2 separate regions of the Homo sapiens genome follow, and region 2 is linked to region 1. A link is a loop called in an ENCODE intact Hi-C map of the cell type or tissue named here. Cell type or tissue: K562. All regions are shown on one strand. Links, peaks and the distances in the headings refer to the core of each region. The heading gives the core; the rest is flanking DNA.

What was found. Hi-C counts contacts between places; a loop is a spot of excess contacts. Peaks named below come from ENCODE experiments on the same cell type or tissue, not always from the same donor. Only the 100,000 strongest peaks of a DNase experiment are listed, where the experiment ranks them.
Region 2: it touches region 1 in a loop (7-fold over the local background); 18 of 110 quality-filtered maps call a loop at or near these places.

What each region holds. Positions count from the first base shown.
Region 1 is chr16:84,962,403-84,972,077 of GRCh38, reverse strand. No RefSeq gene overlaps it. Among named protein-coding and RNA genes, the nearest start is that of LINC02176, 39 kb to the right of the region's middle. In K562, for the core only: a CTCF peak has its summit at 1,360 (motif pointing right); a DNase peak (open chromatin) is centred at 1,357; H3K27me3 peaks cover 584 bases.
Region 2 is chr16:84,620,859-84,623,358 of GRCh38, reverse strand. No RefSeq gene overlaps it. Among named protein-coding and RNA genes, the nearest start is that of COTL1, 4.0 kb to the right of the region's middle. In K562, for the core only: CTCF peaks have their summits at 397 (motif pointing left) and 1,033 (motif pointing right); DNase peaks (open chromatin) are centred at 418 and 1,048.

The DNA.
Region 1 (9,675 bases), core at 1-2,500:
CCTCCTGAGTAGCTGGGATTACAGGCGTGTGCCACCACGCCGAGCTAATTTTTGTATTTTTAGTAGAGACGGGGTTTCACCATGTTGGCCAGGCTGGTCTTGAAGTCCTGACCTCAAGTGATCCGCCCACCTCGGCTTCCCAGAGTGGTGGGATGACAGGTGTGAGCCACCACGCCACGCTTTGTCTTCTAGCTCTTCTGGATGTTTTTTAAAATTCAGGCTATGGTAGATTTAATTTCCAGAAGCTTTTTATTTTCCTTTGTGTTTTTGAGGAAACATCAGCCAGAGTGTCTTCTGCGGATGCCCTGCTGTTCCCTGTCTCTAAGGATACTGGGGTTTCGTTCTGCATTTCCCCTGGCTTCCTGGGTGGTGTACTCCCAGGCTCCCCACTCCGCATTCTCTCCTCTGCGTGCTCTCTGGCTTTCCTATTAGAAGCCCTCCTCCATGTTCTGCGTGAGACACCAGCCCACTGCCTGGCAGGGCTGTGTAGGGAGCCAGCTTTTCCATGAGGCGGCCCCCATCTCCTGACTGGAAGACTGGCTGCTGGGACTCGGTAGAGAAGGGCCCAGAAGCTTCGCTGGGCAGTAAATAGACCAGCTCCTCTCTCCTTTTCTGCCCCGAGTAGTGCCTGCTGTCCTTGACCCCGTGATCTTCCAGGAATAGCTGCCCCTCTCCTTTGGGGTCTGGGGGGTGGTACCTAGGAGTCTGACCTCCTCCTACAGAAAATTCTTTCCCCATCCTTCGTATCTGGGAACCAGCTGTCAAGCTCTGGTGTTCCTTGGTGCTCCCCCCACATCCCTGGGAGGCAGTGTGGCCAAGGTGGTCATTTCACAGGTGGGGAAATGGAGGCCAAGAAGCTTTCTGACATGCCCAGCTGGGTGAGTAACAGGGCTGACCTCTCACGGTGTCATCAGCCCATGCTCAGGAGAAAATTTCCCCCAAATACGACAGCGCTTCTTTATGGAAAACCTGCCTGTCCTGTGCTGATTTAACACGCACCGTTTCCCTTAACTCTTGCAATCATCACCATCTCATAGATGGGGAAAAACTGAGGCTGAGAGAGGTTGCTCGGGGCCCATAGGCAGCAAACAAGGATCGTATTATGTTTAACATGATCAGCACTAGCTCTTTAATCATGGTGCCATTACTAATGATGTGAGAAACTCTAACAGGGACTTTCCTCCAACTCACCTGATCATCCAGAAGCACAGAACTCCATGGGGGCCAAAAGCTGCCACTTTGTGGATCTGCCCACGTCACCGATGGTGGCCACATGGGAAGTGGGTGCCAGGTGAGGGACTTATCCTGCAGGGAGAAAACGGGTTGGCCCCTCAGCGTGTGCTGCATGACGGCCACCAGGGGGCGCCACGAGACAGCAAATACCCACACACTGCTCAGGCCGCGGGAAGTTCACCCATCGCTGGCCCATCTGCTCAGTAGGTCCACAGATATTTACAGAGCACCTACCGTGTGCCAGCAAGGCGTCTGCCCTCAGTAGACTCTAATTAGCTGGGTGCAGTGGCTCACACCTGTGCTCCCAGCACTTTGGGAATCCAAGGCAGGTGGATTACTTGAGGTCAGGAGTTTGAGACCAGCCTGGCCAACATGGCAAAACCCCGTCTCTACTAAAAACAAAAAAATGAGAGGGACATGGTGACTCACGTTTTTAATTCCAGATACTCGGGAGGCTGAGGCAGGGGAATCACTTGAACCCGGGAGGCGGAGGTTGCAGTGAGACAAGATCGTGCCACCGCTCTCCAGCCTGGGTGAACAGAGTGAGACTCAAGAAAAAAAGACACTAATACAAGAAATTAAATATGCAATTTGTAGACTGTGATTTCTGCTATCAGCATTGAGAAAAGGAGATATCCCCTATCAGGGTGGATATTGTGGAGGATGAGTTGTCAGGAAAGGGCCCTGGAGGGAGGTGAGGGGTTGCAGCTGCGGTTACCAGATGTGCAAAGGCCCTGGGGCAGGAAAGGGCTGGGTTTTTTGCAGTTTCCCTCCCTCAACATGTCCCTTCTGCACAGTGGCTCATGCCTGTAATCCCAGCACTTTGGGAGGCTGAGGCGGACGGATCACCTGAGGTAAGGAGTTCGAGACTAGCCTGACCAACATGGGGAAACCCCGTTCCTACTAAAAATGCAAAAATGAGGCAGGCATGGTAGTGCACGCCTGTAATCCCAGCTACTCTGGAGGCTGAGGCAGGAGAATTGCTTGAACCCAGGACGCAAAGGTTGCAGTGAGCTATCACCCCACTGCACTCCAGCCTGGGCGACAGAGTGAGACTCTGTCTCAAAACAAAACAAAACATGTCCCTTCCTTTCCCACCCTCAGCCTGTAACTTCCCCACTACAGCATCACATCTAACTGGGGGAAGGCTCATACTGAAGCTGTTCTCAGTCCCCCAAACCTTAATATGAATGAACTTGTTTTATTTAGGACAGTGGTTTTCAAAGTGCATTCCCCTCCCCGGACCGGGAACACCGGCATCACTAGGAACTTGTTAGAAATGGAAATTCTCAGCCCCACCCCAGACCTCCCCAGTCAGAAACTCTGATGTCCACCCAGTGATCTGTATTTTAGCAACATGCTCCAAGTTGAAAATCACAGCTTTCGCACCCAGCATTGGAAAGAGTAGGGGATTCCCTGGGTGGAGGGGAACAGGCTTTTCAAGCTCAATGCAACCAGAAACCACCAAATCTGGTCATCTGCCGGCTATTCAGGATCCCAGCACCAGCCTCGTCAGCTGCGAGGCCCGGAGTGGGTCACCTCCTGCCTCTGCATCTCAGTTTCCTTGTATGTAAAATGACAACAACTTCTGCCTCGTGTAGCTGCTGGGAGGATCAGCAATAATGAATCCTGAAGGGCAGGAGGATGCTTGGCACATAGTAGGTGCTCAAGAAATAGTAAGGATGGCCGGGCGCAGTGGCTCATGCCTATAATCCCAGCACTTTGGGAGGCAGAGGCGGGTGGATCACAAGCTCAAGAGTTCGAGACCAGCCTGGCCAATATGGTGAAATCCCGTCTCTATTAAAAGTACTAAAAAAAAAAAAAAAAAAAAAAATTAGCCGGGCGTGGTGGCGGGCGCCTGTAGTCCCAGCTACTCGGGAGGCTGAGGCAGGAGAATCGCTTGAACCCGGGAGACGGAGGTTGCAGTGAGCCAAGATTGCACCACTGCACTCCAGCCTGGGCAACAGAGCGAGAGTCCATCTCAAAAAAGAAAAAAAGAAAAAAAAGCAAACAAGAACATAACCAACCAAACAAAACCACGTCCATTTATAACAAAATCCACCAGAGTAAACATTTACAATCTCCCCAGAAAGTGTTTCATCCATGGCAGAGAGGCCTGTGGGATTTTAAAAGGCTGCAGCTCTTGTCTTTTAAAACCATGAACATCTTGGTGTTTGTCTAGAGCTTTTCTCTCTGCCTGGAGGTACTTTTCCGTCTGTCCTCGTTTCTCCAAGTAAACCCCAAGGAGGTGAGGGGTGGCCATCTCCCAGATGCTTCCACCGAACACACAGACACCCCACCCCAGGTCATCTTGGGTTAAGACTGCAAGCTGGTGGCTGAGACCTAGAGCTGCCCCCAATGGCGTTGATGAAATACCTTTAGTCAGTTGCTAAGATCTACGTATCAGGAGATTCCACCTTGAAATTCAGATTCATTGCCTCCCTGGGCCCCAATTCTTCCTGGCTGGAGCTGGAGGCTGTGCCTGCGCACACCCACCCAGGACAGCATTTCACTTTTAGAAAAATAATATATTGAGATAAAATTCACGTGATGTAAGAGCAACTAATTTAAACTGAATAAGTCAATGGCGCTTAATATCATCTATTTGCAATCTTGTACAAGCTCAATCCTATCTAGGTCCAAAACATTTGCATCATGCCCATTAGCAGCCAGTCCCTACTCCTCCTCCCCGTCTCCTCCCCCGGCCCCTGGCCCCGACTCGTCTACTCTGTTTCTATGAATCTGTCTGTTCTGGACATTTCATAGAAACGGAATCTTGCAAAACGTGTCCTTCTGTGTCTGGCTTCTTTCACTCGGCATTATGCTTTCAGGTTCTGCCCATGTGGTAGCGCGTGTCCAGACTTCATGCCTTTTTATGGCAGAACACGACAGCATCACGTGTTTGCGCCTGTATCGCCGTTATCCACCCAGTATCCCACAGCAACCTCGAGGCAGGGTGGGCCCTGATCCCACCTCCTTTTTGCCTGCTTTGGCCTCGCCCCCTCCTCTACCAGGCCTCGCTAGCTCACTGCCCCCAGGGCCGCTCATATTGGTGGCAAACGTCCTCTGAGGAGCAAGTCTCTGATGGATGCAGGCAGTCCCTGTGCTCACCTTCCTAGCTGGGTGCTGCATTTTATTAGAAAAAAATTTTTGATTTTTCACTTGGAAATAATTTCAGACTTACAAAAAAGTTGCAAATATAGCAGAGATTTCCTACATACCCTTTATATAGCATCCCCCTCCCTTTCTTTTTTCTTTTTTTTTTTTTTGAGACAGAATTTCGCTCTTGTTGCCCAGGCTGGAGTGCAGTGGCGAGATCTCGGCTCAATGCAGCCTTCCAGTTTCAAGTTGAAACCTCAGCCTTCCAGTTGCAAGCGATTCTCCTGCCTCAGCCTCCCAAGTAGCTGGGATTACAGGTGCTCGCCACCACGCCCAGCTAATTTTTGTATTTTCAGTAGAGACGGGGTTTCACCATGTTGGCCAGGCTGGTCTCGAACTCCTGACCTCAGGTGATCCAGCCGCCTTGGCTTCCCAAAGTGCTGGGATTACAGGCATGAGCCATCGTGTCTGGCCTTTTTGTATTTTTTTTTTAATTAGAGATGGGGTTTCACCATGTTGGCCAGGCTGGTATCAAACTCCTGGCCTCAGGTGATCCACCTACCTTGGCCTCCCAAAGTGCTGGGATTACAGGCGTGAGCCACCGCGCCCGGCCTAACCCCTGGGCAATTATTGAAACTAGGAAGCTGGCATGGAGGCACCACTGTCAACTCGTCCGCAGCCTCTTCCAGATCTCACAATGACCCGCGGGGCCCCCCAGATCCAGGCTGGCTCTCACAGTGCTCATGTCTCCTGGGACTCCTCAACTGGAGACAGTTTCTCAGTCTTTCCTGCCTAGCATTAGCCAGATATTTTGTAGAATGTTCCTCAATTGGGGCTTGTCTAACGCTCCCTTAGGAACACATCTGGGTTCTGCTGTGCCCCATCTTAAGGCCTCTGCTCCTTTCCAGGGCAAGCAGCTCCGGAAGGACGGAGTAAACAGGCGGGGAGCGCCAGCCATGGCCACCACTGTCCCCCATCACAAAGGTCAGGCTTTCTACCAAGAACTGGAGCTTCACAGGGGAAGGCGCTGAGTGGACAGGCACCACTTGTAGGATCTGCCTCTGCCCTGAGATGACTCCATCTGCCCCAGGAAGACACCGCAGGGCCACCTCTTTCTGTCTGGGCTCTCCACAGCCCTCCAGCCCCTCCTTCCCTGGGAGGCTGAGATCACAGCAGGGGCCCCCGTTAAGCTGGGGCTTATGAATGGTTGGTGGGCTGGGGGGCTTTAGAGATGAACTTCCCGCTGGGGCTGGAGGCTCTGAGCCCACCTTTGGGGTCTGGCTGGTGGGTCTGGGGACAACATCGTTGGGGCTGCCCTCCTGGCCCAGCCCTTCCTGACCTCTTACTGCTGGGGCCTGGGAAGCGAGGGCTGGGCTGGGATCGGGGTACCAGCTTCATCCAGAAGGAGCTGAGTACTTCAGCAGCTGGGCTTGCTGCATTGTGCATCTGTGATTGTGTGTGTGCGTGATTCTGTGTGTGACTGTGTGTGAGCATGATTGTGTGATCTGTGTAATCATGTGATTGTGTATGTCATTGTGTGTGACTGTGATTGTGTGTGCGCGATTGTGTGTGATTGTGCGTGACTGTGTCTGCGCGTGATTGTGTGTGTGCGTGATTGTGTGTGCGTGATTGTATGTGCGCGATTGTGCGTGATTGTGTGCGCGTGATTGTGTGCGTGATTGCGTGCTGGTGATTGTGTGTGCGCGTGATTGTGCATGATTGTATGTGATTGTGTGTGCGTGATTGTGCGTGATTGTGAGTGCGTGATTGTATGTGATTGTGTGTGCGTGATATTGTGCGTGCGTGATTGTGCGTGATTGTGTGTGCGTGATTGTACGTGCGTGATTGTGCGTGACTGTGTGTGCATGATTGTGTGTGCGTGATTGTGCATGATTGTGTGTACGCGATTGTGTGTGCGTGATTGTGTGTGCGTGAATGTGATTGTGATTGTATGCGGCTGCATGATTGTGTGCGACTGTTTGCAATTGTGTGTGTGATTGCGTGTGTGATTGTGTGTGATTGTGTTTGTGTGATTGTGATTGTGTTTGTGTGATTGCGTGTGTGATTGTGTTTGTGTGATTGTGCATGATTGCGTGTGTGATTGTGTGATTGTGTGTGACACTTTGTGTTTACATAAGTGCAGTTTGCATTTGTGTGTGGTTTTTATGTGATTTTGAGTGATCGTGAGAGATGATTGTGTGCACATGTAATTTTGCATGGCTGTATGTGTGTTTATGCAATTTTGTGAGATTATATGTCTGGTGTATGCGAGTGTGCTTAGAACGAGACTGAATTCAGGTCTCTGAAGCTCAGTTTCCAAACTGCAGTGGGAGAAATCTTGGAGACATGGGAGGTGCCCAGACCCAAGTAAGGTTAGGGCTTCCCCGGCTCTCCCCCATCACTCGAGGGGTTGGGGTGCAGGGCAAGTGGCTGTAACACCAGAAACAGAAACAGCAGCACCAGCAGCAGCTACCAACAGTCAAACCCTTAGCTCGGCCAGCTCCCAGTCCTCCCATCCCTCGTGTGCCAGCTCCTCACAAAAGCGCCAGGGAGCAGGAGCTGTGAGGGGAAAACCGAGGCTCAGCGTCAAAACCTGGACCCTCTAAAGCCAGGGTCTTTGGGGTTTTTTAACCTCTATTTATTTGAAAACTATTAAGTTCATGTTTTGAGCGGGTGGTACCCACGCGGGGCCTAGACGGTCTCTGAGCATGTTCAAGCTGACAGGTGCCTGTGCATGCATACACACATTTCAAGCTGACAGGTGCGTGTGCGTGCACACACACGTTTGAAGCCAACAGGTGTGTGTGCGTGCATACACACGTTTGCTCACGGATGTGTTTGTGCACGAATGGTAGCAAACATTCACTTTGCTGTTTTGCACGTCACAACATGTCTTGGAGATCTGTCCCTATCAACAGTCACGGAGCTCCATCCTTTCCTGTCCCTCACCGTGTGGCCACACCACACCTAATGGATGAGGCTCAGGCCCCCTTGGCTCTGTGGCCCACCTGGGTGGGCCAGCCCTGCCCACTCCCATACCCACACCCAGCCTGGCCAAGCCCTGGACCTGGTACGGGCCCTGAAAGGGAGGTCAGAGATGTCTTCTGTTCTCCTGGCCAGCCCTCCCAGGGCAGCACGTATGGGCCCTTGTCTTCCAACTCAATGCGCATTTGTACTTCCAGACTTGGAACAGATGCTTGTTAACTACATGAATGAAGAAATGAATGGCTACTTCTCACTCATTGTTCAAGGCCTGGCTCAGAATCCACCTCTTCCAGGGAGCCTCCCTGGTCACCCCTGGCAGGGTTAGTTCCCCTCCTCGGAGTCCCATAGGCCCACGCCCTCATAACAGCACTCAAGCCCCGGGTATGTGGTTGACAGGTGCTGCATCCGTCCCTGGTTCCTCGCGGTATCGCCTCCTAGCACGGCATAGTGAATGAACAGCAAGCACGTGCTGGCACAGGGTAACGGAATGACCCATGCCCTCTCGTCAACCCCACACCTGAAGCACACCTAAGGGCTCCAGATCCCACTGCGCCCCATGAGGAGGGGTGGGAGAGGTCACCATATCCATTCGATGGAGGAAGCTGAGGCTCCCAGAGATTCAGCCTGTCCCCTGAGGCTGACCCCACCCCTCTGCTCCGTGCCACCTGAATCTTGCTCCCACCGTGTCATCAGCAAAGCAACCTCCAGGTGCTAGGGGTGAGGATGCAGGTCACGGCAAGGGTGGGCTGGGGTGGGGGTGGGCAACACCTCCCGGCATCCTGGGGTGCTCAGGAACGCCAGTGTGGAGGGTGAGGACTGGTGGAGAGGAAGGGGACCCTCCGGTGGAGCTTGATTGGAACACACGCCCTGCAAGGGTGGAGGCTGGGGACTAACTGAGGTCCTTCAGCAATGGGGTGGGCTGCGGGGTGTTGGAAGAGACTGGAGAAAGTAGCCACTGCAGATGATCCGCCCACACCCACCCCTCCCAAAGCTGGAGCCTCTGTCGTGTTCTGGCCACGAAGTTCAGGGCCTCCTTCACCCCCCGTCACCTCTCCTTGGGCAGAGCGGGAGGGAGAAAGAACATGCCCAGCCAGGGGAAAGCTCTAAAGACGAGAAACTCCAGCAGAAGAGGAGATGATGACGAGGGGGACCAGCCGCAGGGCAGATAGTGAAACACAGGATGCATTTCGGGACTGGTCCTCGCCAGTTAAGGCGCACCGTGTCTGCCACTTGGCTTTCCTCCTCCTCTGCTCTCCAAGGGGAGCTCTGCCTTTCCCAGGCTGGTTCCACTTCTAGCAGAGTCGGGGAAGGGGCAGCGAGAGACAGGACCTAGAGAGGAAGGAGGGGACAGGCGAGGAGGCTGTCCTTTATGGCGGAGAATCCAGATTCTAGAGGAGGCCATGAGAAAACAAGCAGAACTGGAAGAAGAAGCTCCTCCCTCTAAGCCAAGCAAGGGCTGGGGGAGGCGAGGGGAGGAGGAGAGGCAGAAATGAGGGCTGGATGTCGGGGGCAGTTCTGGGTGACTGAAGGAAGGTTCTGGAGCAGAGCAGGATACAGGAGAAGCAGGGAGGAGAGGAAGCAGGATTTCGAGAAACGTAATTGTGGGTTAAGAGGTGGATTCCTTTCAATGTTCTAGAGACATGCAAGTAAAACCCCAGATTCCTTTCCAACCATTTTTGGTGACTGGACTGTGCACGTTTGTGACTCTCTCTAGACCGAGCTGTCTGGGACCCTAGCTCATATTCGGGTTACATCCATAAAGGCTGTCTCTACGAGGAAATTGTTAGGAAATTTTCTCTACAAGGCAGACATGAGCAGGTTAGGAAAGGCCCCCCTCCCCCAGGAATATCAGGAGACCCTCAGGTGATGGTCAGGCAGTTGCTAAACTGTCTCTAAAGTAACAATGGGCTGCAGCTGGCATCAAGGAACGGCAGGGTCCCAAGAGATAGAAACACCTGGAGGCCGAGCTTGGTGGCTCACACCTATAATCCCAGCACTTTGGGAGGCTGAGGAGGGAGGATCACCTGAGGTTAGGGGTTTGAGACCAGCCTAGCCAACATGGTGAAAACCCCATCTCTACTAAAAATACAAAAATTATCCGGGCGTGGTGGCACACGCCTATAATTCCAGCTATTCAGGAGGCATGAGAGTCTCTTGAACCCAGGAGGCGGAGGTTGCAGTGAGCCGAGATCATGCCATTTCATTCCAGCCTGGGCAACAGGGTAAGACTCTGTCTCAAAAAAAAAAAAAAAAAGAAAGAAAAAGAAGAAGAAAGAAAGAAACACCTGGAGCTGGTGATCGGCAGCTTCCTGATAAGATCCCAGGAGTGGGGCGAGCAGGCTCAAGCACACACACTAG
Region 2 (2,500 bases), core at 1-2,500, 350 kb after region 1:
GAGTTTTCTGTTGCTGACAACCAACAGTGTCCACAGTGAAGTAAATGCTTGTCACCCATAATAGACTTTAAGCCCTGAGAGGACTGGGAGATATTAGTCTAGTTCACATTTGCACACAAATAGCTCTTGTGTGCATTTTTATCACCAAAATGTAGGAATAAGAGATTTCTCAGAGACATCCAGATTTTTTGCTTTGCTGAAACAACCAGAAGCTTGGCATTGTGCATAGCAACTATGGCAGAGCTGAGAACCAGTGACTCTCTTTGGATGAGGAAGCTGCTCTGAGCATGAAACTTTCACCTGGAGGAAGACAGAACAGAGAGGATCACCTTTTCCAGAACAAATTTTCTTACATGGTCTGTGCTTGGTTCATTTACATTCCATGCCTGCCCCCTACAGGCAAGTAAGTTTGTGACCCCGCCTTGGACACGAAATAGGCTCAGTGCCAGGAAAGAATGAATGAATGGATGGATTAATTTATAGCAATTCCCAATTCCTTTTTTTTTTTTTTTTTGAGACAGAGTCTTGCTCTGTCGCCCAGGCTGGAGTGCAGTGGCCTGATCATAGCTCACTGAAGCCTTGATCTTTTTTGGTTCAAGCAATTTTCCCACCTCAGCCTCTCGCGAGTTGGGATTACAGGCACCTGCCACCATTCCTGACTAGCTTTTATTTTTATTTTTATTTAGAGACAGGGCTTTGCCATGTTGACCAGCCTGGTCTCCAAATTTTCGGCTGAAGCAACCCTTCTGCTTCGGCCTTCCCAATTGTTGGGATTACTGCGCCTGGCCTACTTCCCCAGTTCTTAACACAGTGCATAGCACATAGTTAAGTGTCAAATACTTTGATTTCTCTTAAAGAAACATGAATTGAATTAGATTGTTTTATATCACATGGATTGCAATTTAAACAAATATTTACACAGAATATTTATTTCTGATATGAGGTTTATTTTTCTCCTTTAGCTGGGCAAATGGACAGCAAGGTGCTCAAAATCAGGGTTCTCTTTCAAACCAATCCCTTACACTTTCGGTCCAGTAGAGGGCGATCGCAACAATGACTAGAAAGAGAACAGCAATGAAAGGAGGACTGAAGTGGGGCTTCCCAGTTCCCTACACATTCATAGGATTCCTCCAGGAACGCTGAACCATGGAGACTGAGGATTGAATTCAGTATGGCAGCCACGTTTCTGGGTGGTAGTTTAGCATTCTGAACAGATAATACATTCACGTGGTCGAGAACTAAACTAAAACAAGAAGGTATGTAGTAACACCCACCACCCTCCTACCCCAATCCCTAACCCTTTTTGCCTGACTTTCTGCTTCACCTCCACCACAGGTACTGTTAGTTTTCTCTTGTGTTCTCTACCAGAAGTTTCAATGCCAATGCCAATATAAACAAATGCAGGCTGGGCGTGGTGGCTCACGCCTGTAATCCCAGCACTTTGAGAGGCCAAGGCGGGCGGATCACCTGAGATGAGGAGTTCGACACCAGCCTGACCAACGTGGTGAAACCCTGTCTCTATTAAAAATACAAAAATTAGCCGGGCGTGGTGACGTGCACTGTAGTCCCAGTTACTCAGGAGGCTGAAGCAGGAGAATCACTTGAACCCGCGAGGCAGAGATTGCAGTGAGCCGAGATCGCGCCACTGCACTCCAGCCTGAGTGACAGAGCGAGACTCCCTCTGAAAAAAACAAAACAAATACAATATTAACACCCACCCCATTTTACCCAAAAGGTAGTGTTGTTCTGAACACACTATTCAGTAGCTAGCTTTGCGTATTCATGATCTATCTTGTAGAATGTTCCATACCAGCATCTAGAGAGGGTCCTCATCCTTTCTTTCTTTTACAGCTTCATAGTCGTGCATGGTTCACCAGCGTTATTACCTATTCATCTAGCCCCTCACTGATGGGGACTCAGGTTAGCCCTCACCTTCTGCCTTAAAAGTAAAGCTCAATGAATAACCCTGGATATATTTTGCACACATACAAGTGTATCTATTATCTATAGCAGTGACTTTCAGCCCCAGTCGAACGTAAGCATCACTCAGGGGGCTTTACAAAAATCCCCATACGGGTGGCACACAACTCTAATCCCAGCACTTTGGAAGGCCAAGGCGGGCAGATCACTTGAGCTCAGGAGTTCCAGACCAGCCTGGGCAACATGGCAAAAACCTGTCTCTACAAAAAAATACAAAAATTAGCCAGGCGTGGTGGCACGTGCCTGTAGTCTCAGCTACTTGAGTGGCTGAGGTGGGAGGATCGCTTGAGCCTGGGAGGTCAAGGCTGCAGTGTGCTGAGATTGCACCACTGTACTCCAGCCTGGGTGACAGAGTTTTTTGAGGCAGGCAAGACCCTGCCTTTAAAAAAAAAAAAAAAAATGCCGAGTGCGGTGTCTCATGCCTGTAATCTCAGCACTTTGGGAGGCCGAGGCGGGCAGATCACGAGGTCAGGAGTTCAAGACCAGCCTGCCAACCCCATCTCTACTAAAAATACAAACA